Regions from separate parts of the Mus musculus genome. Here region 1 is linked to region 2. Evidence: chromatin loops called from intact Hi-C (ENCODE). Cell type or tissue: gastrocnemius. All regions are shown on one strand. Each heading gives the region's core, and the rest is flanking DNA. Links, peaks and the distances in the headings are about the cores only. Region 1 overlaps Pik3r1 (phosphoinositide-3-kinase regulatory subunit 1). Region 2 overlaps Gm41044 (a long non-coding RNA gene).

Evidence for each region. A loop is a pair of places that touch in the nucleus more often than their neighbours do. Peaks named below come from ENCODE experiments on the same cell type or tissue, not always from the same donor. Only the 100,000 strongest peaks of a DNase experiment are listed, where the experiment ranks them.
Region 1: a loop joins it to region 2, with 2.1 times the contacts of the local background. A loop is called at or near these places in 2 of 42 quality-filtered maps.

What each region holds. Positions count from the first base shown.
Region 1 is chr13:101,732,409-101,740,408 of GRCm38, reverse strand. All of the region lies in intron 2 of Pik3r1 (phosphoinositide-3-kinase regulatory subunit 1), which reads left to right. Among named protein-coding and RNA genes, the nearest start is that of Pik3r1, 32 kb to the left of the region's middle. In gastrocnemius, for the core only: a CTCF peak has its summit at 4,500 (motif pointing left); DNase peaks (open chromatin) are centred at 1,417 and 4,525; H3K4me3 peaks cover 1,896 bases; H3K27ac peaks cover 7,172 bases.
Region 2 is chr13:101,984,571-102,001,640 of GRCm38, reverse strand. It overlaps Gm41044 (a long non-coding RNA gene), which reads left to right. Exons shown (of 2, transcript XR_873880.1): 2 at 2,339-2,980. Among named protein-coding and RNA genes, the nearest start is that of Gm41044, 21 kb to the left of the region's middle. In gastrocnemius, for the core only: no CTCF peak of the experiment used is centred there; a DNase peak (open chromatin) is centred at 9,653; H3K27ac peaks cover 774 bases.

The DNA of each region.
Region 1 (8,000 bases), core at 1-8,000, 260 kb after region 2:
CCCTCCTTTTTAGGAATCGGGTATCCCCAGTACTGGGGTCAGGCTCCTCATCACGCCTCTGAGGTAGGAAGTGCACGGAGCCCAGGCTTACCCACAAAGCCAAGCCACAGCTGAGCATTTCCCACTGTGGAAAGTCCTTCCTGTGTTTGTCACCCATGGACTCAGCCCTTAGTGTCTGGGTCAGTTGAATGCCTATCCAGGGAAAGCCAGTGGTTTGGCAGAGAAAACTGGATCTAAGTGGGAATAAAATTTGTTGACCTCTGCCTCAGAGGGTCACATTTTTCATTTATATTTCACACGAGTCATCATAAATTACAGTGCTTATAGATAAAGAAGACTTCCTCCTTCCTCCCTCTCCAGACACCACATAATGGAAATTGCAAGTTTCTACAGAAAGGCCGATACTGCTGCCTCCTCCTCTTCTTCCTCCTCTTCCTCTTCCTCCTCCTCTTTCTCCCCCTCCTTTTTTTTTTTTTTTTTTTTTTTTTTTGTAAACTAAACAAAATGTCAGTCTCTGATGAGACTTGCTTCCTGCCAGAATTCCCACTGGTCTACTGTCACAGTTTCCACAAAGGGCCAAGATGAAGGAGGGAAACCCATTTTGAACCCTGTGCTCTTCTGTATTATGGGAAAGCTGCTTTCTGCCTCAGGATGGGGAGAACTGTTAAGTTCTAAACCTTAGTGATAGGCACGTAAGACCTACTGGATTCTAACTGCTGAAGGAGAATGTCGATTAAGGCAAGATTTGTTCTGCTGCTGCGATCAGACATATAAAACTTTGCAAAGTTTTGTTGTTCATTTCCTGTTTAAGAAAAAAAAAATCACCCTGTCCTATGAACTCCCAGAAGATGAGAAGATTTTCCTCAGAGAAAATTCAGTTCTGGGAAGAGCCCTCCATAGAGGTCATAACCTACAAAATTCTTGAAGGGAAGTTTCAGTGAGAAGAGGGCAGGGACGGTTGGGAAGCTCTGAGTGCTGCAGTGGGTGACTGGTGTGTGAGCCCCTGCTTTCTTGAGCTGCAGCCTTCATGGGACGTGTAACACACATCTGCAGAAATTTTGGGGGAAATTAAAAAAAAGAAAAAGAAAAAGAAAGAACAACATGAAGTTGGGAGAAGTGTAGTGGAGGCGAGGAAAGAGTGGACTTTGATCAATGTATATGCAGGTATAACTATTAAATAAAATATTAAAAAATAGATTTCTGTTTCCAGCACAGGGCAGGAATAGCCTAGCTAAGTAGGAGTTTGCACCAGTAGTTGTATCTTTCCCAAATGACTGCTGGAGAAAATAAGTGTAAGCCATTGTCAACAGGTTGTGGAAGAGACTGGTTCAGCATGCTCGCTACCAAAAACTCGCCTTGCTGCGAGGCTGGCCCCAGCCCCAGCCTTCCACATAAAGCAGGTGCTGTTCGGATCAGAGGCTGATCATCCTTGGCACCCAGAGTGGACAGCCTGCCAATTGTTGCACAATCGAGTGGACCCAAGCGACAAAGGACTGCTTAATTGAAAGTGTATAAAATGGTTCCTTAGTTGAACCTTAGTGGGTCACACCCTTAATCCCAGCACTGGGGAGGCAGAGGCAAATGACTCTCTGAGTTTGAGGCCAGCCTGTTCTATAGAGTGAGTTCCAGGACAGCCAGGGTCACACAGAGAAAACTTGTCTCAACCTCCCTCTGCCGTCAAATAAAATGGTTTCTTAGGCTTCATGGACAATTGAGTAACCCCATAACCCCAGTTTCCTTTCTTTATGGTCACTACCTAATCCTCTGGGATCAAGCATAAAATATTCTGGTCTCTTACAGTGAAAAGATTAAACAGCTGAAGTTTAAATTAAATCATTAATTTGGAGTTTTCTGTGACTACATTCATTATATTCTCTGTTGGGATTACGTTCCTGTGGATTTGACAGATACATAAAAGTGACAATATGTGCTTATCAAGGGCAAATAAAAGTTCTGCACGCTGAAATCCTGAGTGGTGTTTTTAGTTTTCTGTTTATATTAAAACCTTTTAAAATTGAAATGATTTAACGAGGTTTTCTTTTTCTGGATACCTAGTAGAAGAAAAAATCAGAAGCATGAAGCAATTGAGTATATTTACGTGGAGACAGGCCTGAGTGATGGAAATTTTTTTTTTTTCTTTCAGTAGGATTTAGCAGAAAGCATGTGTCGAAAGTCTTACCTAAATGGGTCATAATTAAAGACGTTGGGGCTTATTTATTTTAATTAGAAATATTAAGCTACACTCAGTGGGCTTCATGGAAAAAATTTTTTTCTAATTGCATATTTTATTTTACGTCAAGTAATAAATTAAATTTTTGTGGGTACCAAAAAGACGTTTTAGCTTTAACCACAATCATAACTCATGCTAAATATATTAATGTTGTGTTGATTAGCTGGCTAACTGTTTCTGGAGAGTTAACTGGTGAGACCTATTGTTGTTGATGTTTTTCGTTTTCCAGTAATAGTGGCAGAGCAATCAGTGTCCTTTCTGGAGAAAGGTTCTCGTTTGAGTTGCTCTGATCAATACAGGTGACTAGAAGCAGAGGTAAAGAGCAGCGCTTACTTCTGCTGTGTTCTCTTTAAAACTCTGTCAGATGCTGTTGTTGCGTTGCCCCTCCCGTGGGTTTGACAGAGTTTCTGGGAAATCCACAGAGGCAACTCTCTCAGCCTCTTACGAAAAGGGGCAGAATGGAAGGGGGAACTCACTCACAGTTCCTGTCGGGATTAAACCGGGCATCCAAGTGGCGCGCCTCAGGTTGACTCTCAGACCTAGCTGCTGTCTCTGGGATGGAAGATCCCATCTCAACATCCTCCATGTATAGCACAGAACAATCCTTGTTACCCATCTCGTTTTCTCGCCAAAGAGAATCTGTAGAACAAAGCAATTTAGACTACTCAAGTACATTGGCCATTCCCAGTTGTCTTTGACAGTTCTTAATTAGAGTAAAAACGGACACAGTCAGCAGTAGGAACAGTTTTTCGGGACATTTGGGAATTTGTACAAATATACTTTAGAGGAAAAAAAAAAAAAAAGAAAGACAAACTGTTTGGCTTCTGCATCATTTATTATGTGTGCGCCCTTGAATCTGGTGTAAAGTGCCTGGGATGAAGATTGGTTTCTGCTATTGTACAGCCAAAGGGGTAGCCATTGCACTATGGTCTCAGTTACATGGTGAACTTGTAAATAAGTCAGGCATTAAAAACTTCCAGTGGCATCCTTGGCTGAGAGTCCGTCTTAGTCACTGTGAAGTATTTGCTGCATGACCTAAAGATGGTACCATAACATACATAGCCTTGGCTTTCTCATCTGTAAAATGGGATCGATGGCCAGGAATGAGCTGTGTGGGAGCTCTCTCAGACACACCTCCACTCCCAGAAGACCCCAGGACCTAAGGCTCATTGATGATAATTCTCAAAACAGAAAGGACACATTGAACACACACACACACACACACACACACACACACACACACTCAGTGTTTCTTAGACTTAAGTGATATGTTTGAACCTGACGAAAATGAAAGGAATTGAGATTGCCCGGCCACAGGAAATAGAGGCCAAGGGCCAAGTTAAACAGCTGAAACCACGCACAAAGCAGGAGATCATGGGAGATAGCAAACGCTTCGACGCTCTCTTTGTCGGTGTTTGAGGGAGAAATGACAGCAGAATTGTCATGTTTAGACCAGCTGCCTCTTCTACCTCACCTGAGAGTTCTCCTCCTCGTCCGTGGAAGGCAGACAGGACCAGCTGTGTTCTGTGGCAAAATGCGTTTTTCTCCACAGCTCGGTGCTTTCCCAGGCGCAGGCACCCTGGAACCTGGAATGGTTTCGTTTCTTAGCACAGAGTTTTCATTTAACATGGAACATTGTTGCTTGAATGATGCTCATTAGGAGTCTCTACTCATGTTTTCCTTTGCCTGCTTCAATAGTATCTAGTTCTGTTTTCTGTTTGTTTCTTGTTTTGTTTTCCAAGACTGTTCTTCTTTAGTCCTAGGAGACTAATACTTTACACACACACACACACACACACACCCAAGCTGACCTCTAAACTCATGATAATCCTCCTGCCTCAGCTTCTCTAGAGCTAGAATTATAAGTATAGGCAATCAGGCCCAACTGTTTGTGCCACTTAGGTATAAACCATTCCAGGGTCATGGATCTGTTAGGCAGAGTTTAGTTGACTCCATACTGTATCTTCAGAGGGCATAGTACTGGCAAAACCATACCCAGAGCTGCAGTTCACTTCTGCTTTGTCCATTTAGTGTGTCCATTTCCTCTTTGAGGAAAACCTTTGGTTTTTCAGAACTCCATTTTCCTTTACAAAGTCAGAGTTGCAATAGCAAAATAACTTAAAAATATTTTGTTTTCTTGCTCACTAATTCATTATGAAATAGCTCAATGCTTAAAAGGAAAAAAAGAAAAAATGTGCTGGGTCTTGGTGGGAGGGAGGACATGCCTGCCTGCCTGCTCTGAATCTGATTCTCCTGCCCAATAGAGGTTGCCATCTATTGGCCAAAGAGAGAAATAAAATGAAAAGTTCGGCCCACGCTCCAGGTGGTGCGATGGTCACGGAGAGGTTCTTTTGGTAAAGTTCTTGGCTAAAATATATGAAAATGCATGATTCTTTAGGAACCTTAAGCCCAGGATCATTGGCCGTAGCCGGTCTCTGTAAGTCATGATAGGTATTTAAGAAGTGGCTACATAGCTCTTTTAAATGCATATTTCTTGAGACCACCAGAATTCCATTTTAATGAAATATTAAATGGAGTTTTAATTAGACAAATTGATGGCTGATTTTGTAACTCTGTGGTTGGTTTGGGCTTTCTTTCATTCCAGCCTTTGGAATCTGGTATTTCCTGCCCAGCTGACATGAGACAGGCTCTGTAGAACGGGCAACTGGTGGCTCTTGGTGCTGGGATCTGGTTAATTTGACCATGTGCACTATTTAGAGGTTTAAGTAGTGGCATCTCTCCAGAGTTGTATAATGTCATAAGGTGCATTTGACAAAAAAAGGGAGGTGGTTCGTGGAAAATTCTCAAGCAACTGCAAACAGGGGAAAGAGTTCCTTTGGTCTTGGGTGGACACACACACATACTCACCCACTCCACACTCCACACACACACACACACACACACACACACACACACACACAAACACATAGGACAGCTTGAACTTAGAAAGCACCAGTATAACAATTTTTATTATTAATAACACATCATTTTAAATTGACTTCTCATCCCTAATATCTGAAAATAATCTTATAAATCCTGAAAGCTAAATTGTATATACATTAGTGCTTTACTTAATATGCCTCACCATGGTGTGTGTATGTGTGTGTGTGGTGTATGTGTGTGTGCGTGTGTGTGTGTGTGTGTGTGTGTGTGTGTGTGGTGTATGTGTGTGTGTATGTGTGTATGTATGTGTGTGTGTTGGGTAGTATCCTAACCAACTATGAATAAGGCTCACAGTCTAACCTTGTGGTTTTATTTCTTCCTTACCTGCCTGTTCATATTTGGAGTGTGAAGCTTTTTTAAATGCTGTGTACTACCCAAGTAATCATTTGATACCCTGGATTCAGGCATTTGACGTTCAGTTAATTAATTCCTGTGCCTTCCACTGTGAACTAAGAACGATGACAGCTAAAGAAGGAGGCGGTACAAGAGAAACCAGGAAACCCATATGTTATTTGCTTCCATTTTCACATAGTACACCTATATATGTGTGAAACAAATATATAAACTGTTACAAAGCAGCATATTGATGAATTGAAATGAGTGGAGCATGATACGAGCAAGAAGCCGGCAGGAGAACGGTTGGAGTGGGGCCTAGAGAAAGCAGAGTTTTTGAAGGAAGCGAGACATGTTTATGTGTTCTGATACAGGTCAGTATTAGGCTCACCCTGAATGGCTTAATGTCATGTGAGCAGTGGGGAGAAGAGAAAGGGCAGCATCATGGAAATGGTTGAGGCATGGGCATCTCCTGTGGGCAAGCCGAGATGTATTGTTGAGGTCAGGCTGTGTAACTTCCTTCTGAAAAGGCCCTGCCCATTTACCAGTCATGATACCTTTCTTTCACTTCTATTTTTGTCCCTTCCTTTAGGAAAAGGACTAGATGCTTACTCGTTAGTTAAAACTCAAAGTCATTTTCCTGTTCTGGTTGCTTTTGTTCCTCGAGTTTGAGAAGAATCGAATTAGGTCCGCGTGAAACATTTGGTCCCTCTGTCAAGTTTCCATTTTCCTATTACCTGATATGTCTTTCTTTTTAAAATGCTGTCCCCTCTCATCCACCAGATCTGTATCGTGGTGCCCCTCCTTGGTCTTTCCCTTTTGGATAAAGGCAGATATACTGAGCTTTAAAATTCTGCCTGGATAGATTATCTGCTCTGGCACAAAGTGGCCCTGTCATAAAACCCAGAATTGAAACATCCAGTATTGACGTCTTTAAATTCAGCCTTACTTTTAAATAATACTGGACTGGGTTGTTGGACATCATCATAACTAAACTGTTTCTCTAGACGATGTAGGTTAATCCAGCAAGCCCTTCTAGGAATTCTGTTGCAACTGGTACCCTGTACTACCGGACTCCATTATAAATGATTTAACCTCCTATAAAGCTGCATTTTAATAGGTGTTTATAGGCATCACTTACCAAGTATTTCAAGGGCTCTTTAAATGAAAACTGCCAGGGAGGGAAGGGTAACACTAGCGTTTTTTCTCACAGTTATAAACATTCCCACATAAAACAGGGTTGGTGGACTATGGGTGAGGGAACAAATACTTAAGGCTCCATCTCCTACCGCTGACTTTCACTCGTTCCCACGATAACTGGAGAGAATTCCTTGGGAACTCCTCTTCACAGACTTGTGTGTTATGTGTTCATTCTGTGCCAGGACCTGGTCCTGGCCTGGATGCCTTGATCAAAGCTCATAACTTAATGGAGGGAAACAGAATGCTGGCCGTTCGGCCAGACAAGTAGTGTCCTTTAGGATTGGAGCTAAGCTGGAGGCACCTGTGTTTGAGGTGCCATGCCCTCCTTAGTCTCCTACGTATTCCTGCCAGTGGCTGACTTTTCTTTCTGGGGGGTAGACAGCTGGTGTTTGAAGTGGTAAGGTATCCCGTGGGATCTACACCTCAGCCATAGGCTCCATGGGATATGGTAGTGGAGACCCATGCTTGCTGTCTTGCCTTTGCTGCCTGCCCTCTCCTTCCGCCTGCTTGTGTTTGGCGAGCTTTGTCAGTTGCATGCCTGTGATGAAGATGGCAGGGCAGAAGACTTGACTATTTCTGTTGGTAACATACCAGTGTGTAAATTGGGAAGTTCCCTAAGTGCGTTCGATTTCTATATTCATTTGCTAAAATTTATGTGACCCATAATGTCATTGGTATGCCCATTTGCAGTGATGTACTATCATTAAAAGTGACTTTGGTGAAGTGGCTTTGGTGTCCTTGTCTGGAACCGTAACCTTCAGCTATAGAACACGCCGAGGGGAAACACATGTTTTAGATCTTACAATGAGCTTGGGAAATAGTACCCACATGTAGGCTGGAGACTTCCTGTGGCGGGCGACAGGCAGCCTGTGAGGAGAGCCTGCTTTGGGACCAGGACTGTTCCTGTCATCGAGTCCCGTTCCTAAGAGCGGCGCCCAGAAGGGTGAATGAGCTGCCCTGAAATCTTTAAGATTCCTTATGAGATTTCAAAATTGCGTTCATGAACATCACTCACTTGGAAGAAAATGGCTTGGTGTCCTCCTAAGACTGTGCACACACTACATTAATCCTGTGCTTTGTTCATGACTCCCGAGGGAGAAGGAAGATCAGTATTTAAGGCTCCCCCTCAAAACCGTCTGCCTCTGCTGGGTCACGGCTCCTACTGTTGTAGGAGTTCTTTCCTTTGTGTTTGTTTGTATTTTAAGATTATAATTACACAGCTTTTCTCTTCCCCCTCTCCCCCTTCAAACTCTCCTGTGTACCCCCTTGTTCTCTTTCAAATTCATATCTTTTT
Region 2 (17,070 bases), core at 4,905-12,904:
GGGAACTTGGGGGCAGGAATTAAGCAGGTGCTTTTTCCGTCATGCCATCTCTGGCAGCTCACAGTGAAGCTCTGGGCTATTTCCTGACTCCCTTGTCGTGGCTTTCACACATGGTCATTGTACCTTTAAAGTACGTTTGAGTACTGCCAAAGGAACAAGCACAAGTCTGAGCAAGTCTCTGGGTCCACTTACCCATTTGCAGGAACTGTAGAAGAGAAACCATGAAGCTGTACACAGACAATCCAAAAATCTACAAGTGGAGAAAATCTTATGTGTCAATTGCCTTAGTCGTTCAAAGAAAACCACGAACAAGAAAGCAGATACTAGCATAATGTGTAGACTCTAAAACATTTTTTAAAAAGACAGCATCGACATTTTTTAATGGTCATGCTTGCTAGCAAACAACTGTAAAGAAAATGCAAGGGACTTCTTCCTGAAACAGACACGGTAGTAGGTGCATTTGGGCAGCAGTTCTCAACCTGTGGGTCGTGACCCTTCTGGGCTACCAAAGAGAATTAGGAAACACAGATATTTACATTATGATTCATAACAGTAGCAAAATTACAGTTCTAAGGTAGCAATAAAAATAATGTTATGGCTGGGGTCACTATAACATGAGGAACTGTATTGAAGGGTCACAATGTTCTGTTCTAGAAAGATTTTTGTGTGTGGGTGTTTGATTGCTTGCTTTTTTGTTTTGTTTTTACAAGGTCTTATGTTATTCAGCATCTGTAGTAAGGATGTTAATATACACTGGTATCTCCATGGTTTTCAACAGAACCAATTTTTTTCTTATTCTAAGTTTTGAGATTACCTTTGACTATGCTTGGGGGTTTAGTTTAGCTTTCTGTGTGCTTTATTACTTCAGGATCCAAGTTAAAGGAGAAATGTCTATCTGAGGTATGTTATGGTCCTAGAACAGTACAGGAGAGCAAGAAGCCTGCCAGAGACTCATGTAAAACTGGCAGAGCCGTATGGTCATGCCCTTCATAAGTAGCAAGAGAAGATATGTATGCTACCAGAATAAACAAGGACAAAAAAGCAAAGATGTCCTGTACAACAATATCACCAACTGGATGTTACATTAATATCTTAACAGTAACATGCATTACTCTACACCATTAGTTACATTAATATATATTTTAATTATATTCACTAAATACACTGTTGAAGATGGAATGTATAATCTGTTTGTATTGCACATACAGGAGTTTTATTGAGGCCTCATTCACTCTTCTTACTTCTAGGTCTTCGGTACTTTTTGTACACTCACCATCTAAATTGTTCCTAGATACTTGGAACATACCAAGTAGATTTAAATAACCCTGTACTTAAACTGTATATAGGATCTCACTACAGTTGAACTATTAAATTCAGGAGGGCCTGAAATTATTGATTGCTTTTATTTCTGATATTTATATTCATGATGCCTGGTGAGAATGGCATGCAGTTTTCTATTCTTATATTTGTATAATTTGGGTATTGTGCAAACTAGAATAAAAAAAATGCTAACTTCTGCAACATTGAAACTTCAAACCATAGCAGTGTGTTATAGTAAAAAGTATCTCAGCTCAGGCAACATCAAATCTGATTTTCTTTGACTCCTAGCAATAATCCATACATTTATTTTTCTGCCATTTTCTTGGGCCTTGACTGTTTCCTACATCTATCAGGCATGGTCCTAGGGACAGGAAAGAATATCTTGCAGACCACAAAGGAAGGATCAAAGATTGAGACTTGAAATTGGAACCTTTTTATCATAACCACTCAATTTATACAAGCAACACCTGAGTTGTATAAGCACACTCTGAAAAACTTACAGTGAATTCTTCAGGTTCTCTTAGTAGGTTGCCTCCCTACCATGTGCAAGGCTCTAATACCAAGTCCCAGTTCTGAAAGGGGAAACTTAGAATCAACTCTTACATAAATGTGTGATAGAGCTTTCTGCTAAAGCCTCTTGAACCAGATTAGGACAATTTTAAACTATTGCTTACATTTATCGAATAACTATAGGGGTATTGAGGTTTTTTTACTTGCAACTGATTTATAGTTTTATTTGTTTATGTTGGATATTTTGCAAGCTAAACTAAATAATGCTAACTTCTGCAACATTGAAATTTCAAACCTTAGCAGTTCATTGTCATAAAAAGTTTCTCAGTTCAGGCAATGTCGAATCTGATTTTCTTTGACTCCTGGCTAATTTCCACAACTTCCATTAAAATCAGTAATATCAATGTTTGCACAAAAAACATTAATGTTTTAAAATTTTTATTATTTTGTTTATTAGATCTTCTATGAACCTCTATAACATAAAAAAAATTTTTTTTCATATTACCAGCATACACTGGCACAGAGTAAACATTACCATTTGGGAATGTGGTAACGGAAGAATAAGAAGAAAAGAGGAAGATGCCGAAGACCAAAACCCAACAAGGGGGGAAATATTCCTGCAGCTCCACGTCCAGGATTTGAGATGTCTGATGAAGTTATCTGGACCAATATTGGCTCAAGTAGTCCTACTTTTTCAGTTCTGTTACCTGCAACATCTATTGCCTCTCTTGGTCAGCCCCACTCCATGCCAAGAGTATTCAGTTACTGTCTCAAGCTTTTGGCCTCTCCAACATCCTGGAGTCTTTATGTAAACTTCACAGCATCTCACAGCAGTCTTCAAGGACCTTTGACCCTGCCAGACACTACTTTCTGGCACTATAGAGCAAATCTCCGTGACTCCTCTAAATCATATGTCTCTCATCATGCTTATGAAACCAGTAGCAATGTGGACAGTCATACCAAGTTCTGTGGCCAACTTCGAATAGTATAAAACCTTGTACCTTAGACCATATCACCAGTGATCTCTGTATGCTCTGTGGACTGAATCTACAAGATCAATTTTTTAGGAAGTTATTTTTCATCAGGGAATCCTTTCAGCTACATTCTTGGTTTAGACTTTTTCCTTTCAAATAAATTTGCATTTTCATTAGTTGGAGCCTTGAGTGGGCATGCTCTGGTCCAAAAAGCACCTTCACTATTGCTCCATGCACAACAGGACGCATCCAAATTGGGTTGGTTTCTTTACACTTCAGTTTTTAATCACTTGTCCTGCAAATTTAAACTTGCTTGTGCTCTTCTACTTGACAAATTGCACTTGTTTTATAAATGACAACCTCAGTTTCTTTTTTACTATGGATGGGAGTAAAACCAGAAAGCTATAACATGCCTGACTACTGGCCTGCCTTGTAATTAGTCCATTACTTTAAGTTAAACCTCACTAAAGTTCTCAGGAGAGAGACAGAATGAAGATAGACTTGGCCAGAGAGGAACACAAATGATTTCTAGTGAAGCTCCTAATAGAGTCCTGGATCCCCTCTTAAACCTTAGGAACTGGGAATCCATTGTCAACATTTCTCTTAAACCTTATAAATTCCCCACCAGAACCATCCCCTGAGCTCTGCTTACAGCATTGCATGGCTTTTCCATCCCAGAGTTCCAAACTCTTCCATTGCCACCCTGAATATCAGTCCCAAGAGACTAAGAACTACATGGTAGCATCATGATCCCACTCTCTGCTACAGATATTTTTTTATTAATTATCTTTCTCCATGCTGTGAGAGAATTTCTGGGAAAAAAAAAGACCAACAACTTCTAGAGAGGTAGGCTTTATTCTGGCTTGTAGCATGAAGGGATACATAATCCATTGCAGTAGAGAGGTGTGGACACAGGAGTATGAGGCAGCCACTAGGTGAGTTAGCTTGAGATGTAATACCCCAGGACCTGCCCTCCACCACCCACTTCCTCCGGGAAGGTTCCACCTCCTAAAGATTCCACAGCCTTCCCAAAGAGTGCCACCAAGTGTTAAACACATAAGATTCTGGAGGCCTTTTCTCAGTCAATCATAAAGTTGGTCAGCTGACTACTTAGTTTGCATGTAGATAACCAGTTTCTCCAACAACATCTGTTAAATAATCTCTCTTTCCAAGTGTGTTGCCTTTGCTCATTTGCCAAAGATCAGTTGATTGTATTTATAGATCTATTTCTGTGTTCTTTGCTCCAATCCATTGGTCTGTTTGGTCTTTTGCCAACACTGCACTGTTTCGATTACTACAACCTTCTACACGGTCTTAAAGTTGAGTAGAGTGATTCTTCTTAACTTGGCTCAACACTGAGTTGGCATCCTGATGTCTTGTTTGGATTTTTTTCCTCATATAAATTTCATAATTAGTTTGCTGCTATCCACAAGATAACATGCTGTAACTCTGACTGAGACTCCATATTGCTGAATCTTGTTATCCATGGACTTGGGATACCTCTCCATTTACACAGCTCTTTATTTCATGCATCAGAATTTTGTACATATTTTTTTAAAAACTGGTAACTAAGTATTTATCTTGAAGAGATGAGTGTGAATGGTATTATGTACCTTTAAAAATTTATAACTCTTTTCATCCATTGCTATTATATAGAGGAGTGATTGACTTTTTCCATTTATTATATATCATAGAACTCTGCCATGCTCACCTTCTAGATCTAACAGTGTTTTGTTGATTATCTCAGACTCTCTACACATATAATCATATGATATGTGAATAAAATAGTATTTCTTCATTCTCAATCACAATACCATTTATTTCACCCCTATTTTTGGTCTTTCTCCCCCCCCCCCACAAAGAGTTCAAGTGGTAATTACTATCGTTCATCTATTAAGCAACATCATACAATTATAATTTCTACTGGTTCTATTGAGGTCTGATATTCATTTCTGTTGCTTTATTAGGAAACTTTATTGTCTGACTTTAAGAATTTCCACTTTACTTTCCTCTCATAATTATGTTCTTGAGCTTACATTGAGCATCAGCATTTATTCCAGCTTTTTGGCCATCCTGAAGTATAAATCCTAATCTCTGGCCTAAGTTTCTGGTCATGATTTTCCAGTTCTCACCTTCTTTCCTACCTTGTACCTTCCGAGCTGTGCCGTGGGTCAAGCTGAAACATCACTCTGGTGTGAATGGCCAGTGTAATCAACATACTTCACGAGTTACTAGATTTTTTGGCCTCTCCCTGCCCTGAGAAACTGTTAAGGAAGAGATGAGCTTCCTCCTTGAATGCTGGCTTCAGCAGTTGTGCCTCCCTCACGGTAGGAATGCGTCCTCATTAAAGGCTGTCTGCACTTGGGGTGGGTGAGAAGCTTTGCTCTTTCTTGCGCTGTGTAGGTGGTAATGAGAAGAGTTACCAAATGACACATTTGTTGGCAGCCCAGCTTGTCTTCACCCTGTCACACCCTGGACCACAAAGCTTTCGAAGCGATTGCACCTGTTGACAGAGGGGCCATGAACACAGCCTGCAATGGCTCAGCTTCTCTCCAGCAGAATAGCCTGTTCATCTTTAGGTTCCCACTCAGCAGCCTTAACCCCATGGGTGGGACAGGAGGTACAATGGCTTTCAAAAAAAAAACCATGTGCTGCTATGAGTGGTTAACAGGCCTTTGAGGCTTTCCAGAGGAAAACAAAGGATAGCGCCTTCCTTCCTCTCAGAATGTTCAGCACACTGCCCTGAAATGTGTCTAGCCAGCTGGTCAGGGAAACAGGTGTCAGACTTATAGCAAAATATTGAAGCCATGCTATGTTTTTTTTTCTTTCATATCTATTAGATAGCTTCATTCCAAGCTTTTATCCTTAAAAGAAAAAGAAAAAAGAAATTGGGCAGCTGTTACTCCGAATCTACACATAATATCATCTATGGTACACCCTCTACAATTCCATATAATCTAACAGTATGATTCCTATAACTTCAAACTTCAAATGTCAGTTCACAATGATTTTAGCTTTCAGAAACTTTCTACTCAGCACTATCCATTACAGTACCCACTGTTGGTAATTCCTTCATCCAGCCAGTGGATTTCACAAGAAATTGCCACATCCACTTACCATATTCTATTGAGTACACCCTATCACCTGTCAGTCAGGGGACTGGGTGTGAGGCGTATAAGGATATAAGTCCTGTGCAAGAGCCTTTCCTGAGGGCAGCTGTGATTTGCATGGTAGAAACAGAGCAGAGTTAGCTACACAAATAAAAGAAGTTCAACCTGCGATAGTTACTTTGAGGGAAGTATATGTAGCTGAGCCTAGCCTGCAAGGTTGTGACTATGACCCTTTTATCTTGCTGTCCCTAGCACTTAGGAGACAGCCTGACCTATGACAGGTGTAGAGAGGGGAGGTGGTAAGGAATGTTCACATGGATCAATCCCTCAGTGGAAGAGATAAACTTCTTTGAGAAACAGTTACATTTTACAGAAAATACAGAAAGTACCACATTCTTGGGGACGCTTTGCATTTAATATCCAGTTCTGTGCTTTTATCTTACACTGAGCCAACCTAGAAGCAAGAGTAAGTGTTATGGAAGAACAAAAATCCTGCTTTTCCTCGTTTTCTTCTGGTGAGACACAGTGGAGCGGGGCTGCAAGCGTAAAGCTGTAGAATCAGTGCTAAGAACATCCTATGTGTCCCAGGAAGCTTTGCTGATAATTAAGTTCCCTGTTCTCAAGTTACTTGTCACCTTCCTTTTAGCTGCTGGAACAGGAACAGCATGTTTCAGTCTTTACTGCCCAAGGACTAAATGAGCAGCTGTGTTTTGTCCCTGTCCCGTCCTCCTGGACCCTTGCCTGGTTCTCAATTGCTTCCTTAAATGTCCTGTCAATTTGGAACCTCCCCCAAAAAAACACTGGCTGGAACAGTGCTCGTATCTCTAGGCAGGTCTCATGACCTCCTCAGGTGACGCACAGTCTTCATGGTGGTGGAACTTCTGGTGGCTAAGTGGCAGGTACCCTGGGAGAGATGTGGGCAAGCAAAGCTTTGAAAACCTGGGAAATCGTACTGTTTGAGGGGAGCTGAAATGGAATAATTATCACCTCCAAATGACTGCTGCACAAGGCAGACGCTGAGACCCCAGAGTTGACATCAATAAGCTAGTGGTGTGGGAAATAGCTGACCCAAGGCTAGGCAGGCGGGGTACACAGGGAGACAGCCTCTACTCAAATGCTCAATGGCACCACTCTTCCCGGCAACTCTGCAGCACTGACTATAAAAGTCCTTGCTAGAAACTGAGAACCACAAGAGCATGTTACATGATAATGAAGCACTTTTATGGGTCATGGGTCAAATACATGGATATTATTATAAAAGGAAGGTATGACCTCTACTCTGGGGAAAGGAGAAAAACAAACATATACCACAGCCTTGTAAATGAGAAGAAAATGTAGAAAGTTTAAGCTACAGCCCTAGTATTTAATGAAAGAAGAAAATCCTGATGAAAGAGACATGATTGGTTGAGTGAAATAGTTCGCTTACAGAAGGACTGGTATTAAACGGCTGAGTCTCCTGACTCCCAGACTACCGTGCATTCCACTGTGTCACACAGGCTCTGCTTAGCTACGAGAACAACCAGGGAGCAAGTGCAGGAAACCCTGAGCTTGGGCTTTGTGCTGTTGCACACGAAGGATGCTGAGAAGGAGAGGGTAAGGATGGAAGCAGTGCACTTCATGGGAAGAGGAAGCTCTCAAAGAGTCATAGAAGAGTTGCAGTGTGTGTGTGTGTGTGTGTGTGTGTGTGTGTGTGTGTGTGTGTGTGTGTGTTTGTGTCTGATTGTATGTATGTATGTATGTATGTATGTATGTATGTATGTATATGTGCATTGTGTGTATAGAAAGAGTAGAAAAAAGGAGGGAAGGAAGGGAATCTGGGGCAAGCAGATGAAATAAGCCAGGTCTAGCTTTAGAATCCAATAAGAAGACCTAAAACACAAACTGAATGTGAGTGCTTCATGAGAACAGAGGAGAAATCACACAGAACATGTCGTGATATTCACCACACACAACTGAGCACCTCGTATATACCGCACTGGAGACAGACTAGGCAGATGAACAAGAACAATGCCCTATGATCATGGCTTCCCACTCTGTCACTCAATTCTTGATTCTAAAAACCAGGTATAGCAATAGAAAACAAAACCATGAGGAATGTTATCTGATCTTTATGGGAGATGATTGGACGACATGATGAGCACATGAGTAATTTCAAATAAAAAGATAGTTCTTGATCTATACTAAGGGATGCTCGTGTGACATCTGAATGACATTCACTGATACCAAGGATGGGTAATGGCTCCACCACACCTAAATAGGCTACCATCCTCAGCTCATGAAATTCATAGAGTAATTGCTGAAATTAATATTTCCTTCTCACTTTTTTCTATCTTTTCTTCCATTAAATATGCACAAAAGTAATGATCTAGAAGATAAAGTTCACTGTAGTGGTTTGAATATGAGTGGTCCCCCATAAGCTCATATATTGAAATCTTTGGTTCCCAGTTGGTGGAACTGCTTAGGAAGGATTAGGAAGTATGGTCTTGCTTGAAGAGGTTTCAAAAGCCTATGCCAGGCCAGTCTTCCACTCTCTACCTGCTGTTTGTGGATGAGGATGCGAGCTCTTAGCTACTGCTCCAGCACCATGCCTGCCTAGCAGCCTTGTTGCCAAGCTCTCTGCCATTGACGGTCAAGGATCTGCCCCTAGTTCTGTAAGCAAGCCCCCAGTTAAATGTTTTCTATGAATTGCCTCAGTTATTGTGTCTCTTCACACCAATAGGAAAGTATCTAAGACACCCATGTGCTCATATATTCCATTTTTATGTCAGCCTATTTCCTAATTCATTTATTTTTGACATGCACATTACAGAGTAGTCCACTATAAAATGTTCATGCATGAGTTTTTTTTTTTTGAAAAGGGATGCCCAAAATATTTTACAAATAAGGGCGTTACCTCAGAGTATTTGGATACACTCTTACTATGTAGTCAATAAGCATTCTTAGGGACAGCACCAAGGACTATGAAATTGATACTTCTTTCTTCCACATATAGTACACATGACTTTACTGTGGGAGTGACAATAGGCCAAGATAGTTCCCTTTTCTTGATGTCTCATCAGATGTGTAGAAGACCTGAGCCAGTGGACCACAAATCAGATATTTGCTCCCATTTCCAAAAGAAAGATCTTTCTAAAAACAAGCACTACCCTTGCCAATATATATAATGTTTTAAATCTAAGCATTCTTACTGAACAAATATATATGTGTGTGTGTGTGTGTGTGTGTGTGTGTGTGTATGTATATATATATATATATACACATATGTGTATATATATGTATATACACATATGTGTGTGGGAGAGAGAGAGAGAGAGATCTTTGGGGAAGTCCCTATATCATTTAGAATCTATTTTATTAGCATAAAAATGAGGGAGCTGAAAATCTCTGTGCCTCTGATCTTCTTCCTAGCCCTAATATTTTACAAGCTATGAAACTGTAAATTTCTCACACCAAACACTATATCCAATATATTATTTATATTATGTCTCTCATTATTACAGGAACATTTTATATGGCATGTCATTATGTAAGCCTTTATCACATTCATCAACATTTATTGAAGACCTCTGCTTGGTCAGATGTCACCACATGCTACCAGGAAGGAACGTGAAGAAGTCCACATTGTGCAGATTCCATTTGTGACTATGTGGCAATCTCAGATCACACACAGATTTTCAGTGTCTAACCATGCCTTGTCCTTCTGCCAGCCTGTCCACAGGAGTTGTCTTGCTCTCTGGTGGCTAGAAGCCTACTCAGTTGGCTGGAGGGAGATTTGTAGCACTCAAAGGCATGGGCATGAGGGAAGATTCCTTTTAGGAAAGTGATAGCACTGTGCACCATGGTGTTCAGGCTCTGACATGCCACAGATTAGCAGGCATGCCTCTGGAACAAGGCATGTGATGAGCCTTTGAGTCCATGTCCTAAATGGAGTCATATAGATGCACCTTTAGTTCCCTCCTCCATCTTTCATTGACCATTTGGCCCATGACATGAGAGTTAACTAAATTAACACACGTCAATTACTCAAAGAACATTTAGTACCTATGAGCATGACGTGTCTAAAATCTGTTGTTATCACTGGTGATATTTTTAGAGTTGTAAAGCCAAAGAGGTTCCCCCCTCCACAAATCTTCCAGTGGCAAATGCAACATTCAAAAATTGTTGACAAAAATTGAGCTACAAAGCAAACACTTGATTGCCCGATGCCTATGGCTTGTCCTGTTCACTTCTGAAAAGCCATATTACTTACTGCCAAGTATGCCACTGAGGTGATAAACTTAAGGTACAGGTGTCACATGGTATGACACAATTGGCACCACACATCGCAGCATGCCTCCTTCCTGCCAAAGGCCTCACGTAGATTTCCCATAGAATTGTAGAATGTTCTGGACTCAAAGTTCAATTACATGTGCAGACTTGAAAAAATTATCACGGAAACTTTTTCAGAATGTGCCTATATTATCTGTGACCTAGATACTCTCAGGAGTCAATAACTCATGTCGAAAACATTTTTCCTTTTTGCCTCTGTTTAGATTGAATCAAGTTTTAATTAAAGAAGTTAAGAATAGGGAGCTTGGGGCATGGCACATGCCTTTAATTTCGGCACTCAGGAGGCAGAGGCAGGTGGATCTCTGAGGCCAGCCTGATCTCCATAGTGAATTCCAAGATAACCAAGGCAATGTAGAGAGATCCTGTCTCCAATAAGAGGAAAAGAAAAGGAGAAGGAAGGAAGGAAGGAAGGAAGGGAGGGAGGGAGGGAGGGAGGGAGGGAGGGAGGGAGGGAGGGGGAAAAGTTAAGCATAGGCTAGTAAGATGGCTCAGTAGGTAAACATGCTTGCTATCAAGTCTGATGACCTGTGTTCGACTCCTAATACCCACAGGAGAGAACTAACTCCTGCAAGTTGTCCTCTGACCCCATAACATGGACCAGGTCATATGCATACACAACCCCCCCCCCTCCAATGAGTAAACAAGTGCAATAAAGTTATAAAAGAAATGTTCTGCTTTGTTTTAAGTTAAGGGAAATTATTGTATGCTTTGCATAGAAAAGTTATCTGTCATTCTTTGCTCACTGTTCCTCTGCCAACCTCATCTCATCAGAGATCATGTGATAAGAAAAATTGATCAATGGAGTAGTGTGGAACCTACATCATCACAGTGCTAGAACCATTTTGTGGAAGAAGGAATGAGTCCAAAGTTGTTTGATTTATGCAGACCATACATATCTGAGAAAAGTGATAGCCAGAGTAAGGGTTCAATGTTATCCCACCAAGCTTTTACTTGTGGGAAAAAAAGAGACAAAGATATTAATGGGGAATGAATCAAGAAACAAATCACAGCATTTCTACCACTCTCTAACAAAAGCTTCTGGGAGAAGTTTGGTGAACAAAATTTATAGAGGATACAGCAAATGACCAAACTATGTGGCATCTAGACCTAAGTAAGAATAAGGCTGCTTAGAGGCTCTCTGAGCTTCTAAGCCTTCTAAGCCTTGATGGCAACATACACAATTAAGTTCTTAAGACTTGGGCACTCTTACCATGTCTCAGAAGTACCTCAGATGGCACAGTCTGGCATGTTGATTAATATTACACCAATTTACTCAGGATCTACATATAACCCCAGAAGGGAAGAGCTGTGTTTGGGGTAGACACATTAAAATACATAAGCAGCCAAAGTCTGCGAGTCGGAGCAGCTTCAAAGACACCCAACACTAAGCACACCTCAAGAATAAATGGGTCAGGTGTGTGGATTTGTCCATTAGGATACCGACTAACTTTAAAATCTTACACAAATTACTTAGTTGTTGGGTTCTTCCTTGCTGTATAGACATCAGCCACTCAAGAAATGCAAAGAGAACCCTGCTGATGTGTGCACAGTAGTTACCACAGTACCTGGAGTCCATAAAGTTCCACTTTGACACGCTGAACTCCTTTGCATGAGACTTAACAGAGCTCAGCAGAGACTGGAGGAAGAGACTAGCAAAACCATAACCAGTGACCCTGCCCTTCTCCACAGCCATGAAATTAAAACACAGTGCTGTCACTGCCAGGTCCTTCCATGGCTCCAGGAACTTAGCCCTGCCTGAGGGATGCAAGGGAATGAAGTAAAGACAGAGACACAAGGAAATAGCTGAAGTCAGGCCTGGACTTCCTGACAAAGACAGCAGAGCCCTGCAAGCTGGTTGTCTTTGTTATATATAGTTGCATAGAGGCATAAGGTTATTGCATGCAGATAGACAAGGAGGTGAAGTTTATGGTACAGGGCTGCATCAGTGGGGCAGGTTTAGCTAATCACAGTAAAGGCAGTCTTTAGTCTGTAAAAATATCTGGAGAACGCTATAGTGAATATTCTCTGCACTTGGTGTCAGCATTTTCTCTCAGACCAAAAGCTTCATCACATCTCTGAGCCTAGGAATAGAGAAGGCTTTGACCCTTTCCTATGGGTCTGAGGTTTTGGAATTATTAACACGGCTGCACCCATGTCAACATTTGCTCAGGGCTTCACAAACCCAGGGCTTCCTCCTCAAGCTGAAATTACTGTGTAGGGTGGAGTCTATTTCCCTGTTCTGTGACATCCAGTTCTAGACTTGGAAGCATAAAGAAGGATAAATCATTTTCATTTGCACAAACTCCTGAAAACTAGTTTCAAAACCAGAGCCACACAAGTTGTATGCCTTGAAGTCCTCGGTCTCTGTGTCAGAGGACTGTGTTTTCCCCAGTGGGCTCTGCCATCTGACGTGTAGCTCTCCGTGGCTCCTCACTTTTTTAAACTGATGCTCCCTGTCAACCCCTCTGCCTTCGTTGACTTTATATCCTGGAGCTATTTGCAGTTTCAAGGCCCCACTGTGGCGTCCAATCAGAACACTTGGCAGCTTGAGTGTCCTACCTGAGGACTGGGTTGGAACAGGTTGTGACCCAATTTCTGTCTCCTGAGTGAAAAGTAGACAAACTGGTTTTTTTTTCATTTCCTGGTCTCTCCGGGTGGTGTTTTAATCCATTAGTTGAACATTAGGTCTTCTTCTGTGGAAGCACCCTGGAGACTCCCATTTCCTTCGAATTTGTGCATTTGAGCACAGCCATCTCAGTACACCTTGGTCACCTGTCTTTCTACTCAAAGCCATTGAGCAGGCCGGGTGGGCTGTTCTCCCTTCTCACAGCAGAGATGTCAAAGAAGTTTAGTCAGTAGGAAACATGTGGTATCAGATTTGACACAAGTTCAAGGATTCAGAGTCTTCATATTTGGTTGCTTATTTAAACCAAATTAAGTCCTAGCCTTTATTTCCTACCCGATTGAGCAGAAACTTAGGAATAAATACTATTGGCAATCTCCTCTGCCACTCACTTGCAGTCAGTGAATCATTATATATACAGAAAAATACTTCTGGTCTTTAATCCACTCCACATACTTTGGAAATGCAAATTCACTCAGTCTGACCCAAGTTCCTATAACTAGGGTAGGCTAAGGTGGGTAGTCTACAGACTCAGGCTAAGCATCTATCCAGGCCTCCATTTCATTCCCATCCAACAGCGACATTCAGGAGGGAAGCACGATTCTCATGATGCATGGGATTCACAGAGCCCTGTCTCCTTCCCTAGGGCCTTCCCTAGTCTGCTGTTTGTATCTTCACAGTCTCCTTGCTAGCGTGACTACCTCATCGTGAACTAGCCTGCCAAGGAGGACAGTTCTTGGGCACTACTTCAGCTTCCTGATGTACAGTGTGTAGCTTCCTGAACGTGAAAAGGGCAGCCTGCTCCTTAATCATTTTCTTGGAATGGCTGATAGCACATAGGGAAGACAAGACAAATGATCTCAGACCGTTTGCTGTCATTTCGTATAAACTCAGTGTACGCTGTGTTCTTATCTTATGCTAGTGTAAATAGCAGCAATGAACACCCTAGTGTATATATCCATTTCACTGTTCGTGATCAATGTTTTAGGGTAAGTTCTTAAATGTAGAATGATCTTGGCAGAAGATATCTACAACTAACATATTTAATAAATAGCAATAAAAAGCAATCAGGCGTGATTTCCTAGCCTCATGCATCTCTACCAAGCACAATCTGACAATATTTTAAAACTTTCTCAAGTTGATAGGGAGCCTCAAAACCTTGCTTTTATTTCTATTGTTTTGACTTCTAGTAAAGCTAGGAGTTTGTTCCCATAGATAACAATTTTCACCTAATTCTTTTTCTGGCTTATAATATTTTTAGTGTACTGAGGCTCATAACTAAGTATGAATCCCTATGGAATAAAAGTGCCCTCTAATGCCCCATAAAATTAGGCAAATTTTTGTGATCAATGACAGGATAAAATCAAAGTATTAAAATCTCCTATCATGAGATGGAAAGAAGGTTCAGTGTATTAGGGTGCTTGCCACAAAGTCTGACAACCTGACATCAATCCCCTGGACCTACTGGTGGCAGAAGAAAACCAACCCCCACAGTTGTCCTTCGACCAAGACATGCGCACGTACAATGCCCACTTGCACCCACTGATGAAGAACAGTAGGGAGAAGACCCTGCCAATCTCAGGGGAGACAGTCAGTCGTGGAGGAGTCCACACTTGCATCCTTCTCACTACCCAGGGCTAGAAGGGGTAAAGACCTGAGTCATGTGTGCTGACCAAAACCTCCTACAATCACCTAGTGACATGAGTGATTAGGGTGAAGGTTGTTTTTCTGACAATTGTCTTCCCTGTGTACATAATCTTTGGGCAATGTTCTCAATGTTTTTACAATACAGAAGTCTTAGACCAGCTTTTGAACCCACAGACACACTTTCAGATAATGGTGTATAATGTACAAAACAGAAAGGTGTATAAAAGAATCCAAACTGTATTGAAATACACTTCTCAAAATACCTTTAAATAAAAGTGAGATAAATGTTCATATAGAAATATTTATTATCTCATTTTATCTGTATGGGTGTGTGCTTAAGTGTATAGCACCCACATGCAGGAGACTGTGGAAGCCAGAGGAGAGAGTAGAGGTCTTCTGAGACTGGAATTTTAGATAGTTGTGAGCCTCCATGAGGATACTGGGAACCAAACCTGAATCCTCTGAAAAAGCAACAAGTTATTATAATGGGTGGGCCATCCTTCTAGACACAAATATTCTTATTTTTTTAACATAGCAATAAGGCTAACATGAGTCTCAAATTTGGGCACAATCAGGTGTACTCAGGGTGGTATGGCCATCTACAAGGCTCATACATTTAGAATTAATGCTGAAAGTAAATTATATCAGCACTAACCACACAATGACAGCACAGGTAAACACTAATATTGATGTCTTTTGTTGTCAAAATTCATCATTTTCAAGAATGCTAAGTTTCAATACAAAGTGTGAGAGGTTGAAGAAAGTAAGATATAATTTTTCCTGTTTCATTTGGGGCATTCAGAGCTCTTGGAGTATATTAAGGAAAGTTTGTGTGAGAAACTAAACGACTGATATTAACTGAGGGAAAATGGTACTTCAAAGTCTATCTTTAGAAGCCCCAGAAAATACACACACACACACACACACACACACACACACACACACACACATATATACATGGTTGTTATAAAGAAGTCTTACACTTTTTTGATTTTTTTTTTGACTTATTTACTTTACAAACTGCTCACTGCCCTCCTCATGGTCACCCCCTCCCACAGCCCTTCCCTCATACCCACTCTCCTTCTCCTTTGAATAGATAGGGGTCTCCCTGGGTATTTCCCCCCTTGGCACTTCAAGTCTCTGTGAAGCTGAGCACTTCAGCTCCCACTGAGGTCAGACAAGGCAGCTCAGCTAGTAGAACATATCCCACATACAGGCAACAGCTTTTGGAATAGGCCCTGTTCCATCTGTTCAGGACCCACATGAAGACCAAGGTATCTGCTACAGATATGTAGGTCTAAGTCCAGCCTGTATATGTTCTTTGGTTGAAGGTTCAGACTCGAGAGCCCCAAGAGTGGGTGGAACCTCTCAGAGGACAACATGCTCCTGTCATATGGTCCAGGAGTCTCGGAGTCTTACATTTTTATAGAGTCTTGTTTTAAGTATTGTTTTGAATTCCCCTACTGCCTGAAATACTATTGCTTTCTTGGTAGACAGACATTTACTCCAAGGATGGGACAGACACCAATAAGCTACTTGCTTGTCCACAAAGTCAACTGAGACTTTGGAGCTTACAAGCCTGTGGTTAGTACAAGGACTGAAGAGAAGGACAGGCAAACAATACTGGAGAAAATGTATAAACCAGTCCTGGTTCTTAGTGGGCTCCCCACCCCCCAATAAAACCTATATGATTCTTTGCCCATGAATCCTTCCAGAACTTTAGAAGGTAAAATACACTTGAATTCTTCTTCTATTTGCAACTTACTTTGCAGCAAAGAACGAGGAATTTCAACCATTTTGCTAATGGATGATCACTGCTGGTGCTTTCCTTATTGATATGAAATGTCATTCCTTTACTGAATCTTTACACAATATTTGTTTCTGCATTCTCTATTCAGTTTGTAGCTTATTTACTCCACAAAGTCTAGTTACTTGACTTTATGACTCATACAGTATTTGTTTCCTATGGATTACATGGGAAAAGAACAATCACATCTTATAATACTAGAGAAATGAGAGAAACAATAAGTACCCCTGTGGTATGACATCCTTTTGCATTTGTGCAACTTAGCATCTTCAGCGACGTTGCCCTTCCACATTGGCTGGAATCCCTTCTGGCTTCCTTGAGCTGCCTCTTTAACCCCTTACCTTTCATTTCTCACTGGTCCTGCTTTGATTATCATAAGACATCTGGTTCTAAACCTTGTGACTATGCAGCTATTTTTCTAAGTAAAATATGATTTAGTTATAACCACATAAAAGCAAGTACATATTGTATCTAATACTTCTAAGGAGATGTTATTGGCACAAACTATGCTTTTAATAAACTCAATGTAGCTGGAATAATGGACATCTCTACCTTGAATCTTTGAAAATATTCACTACTTAAGACCCTTTCTGCCACCTCTGCCATCATTTTACTATTTATAATGTCACCTTAAATACCACTTAGTCAGAGAGTAAATAGATATCATCTTATAGGTGCTCCTCATGCATAATAATTCTAATTATATAAATTACTTTTTAATTATCTTTTAATATCTCTCTCCATAATCTA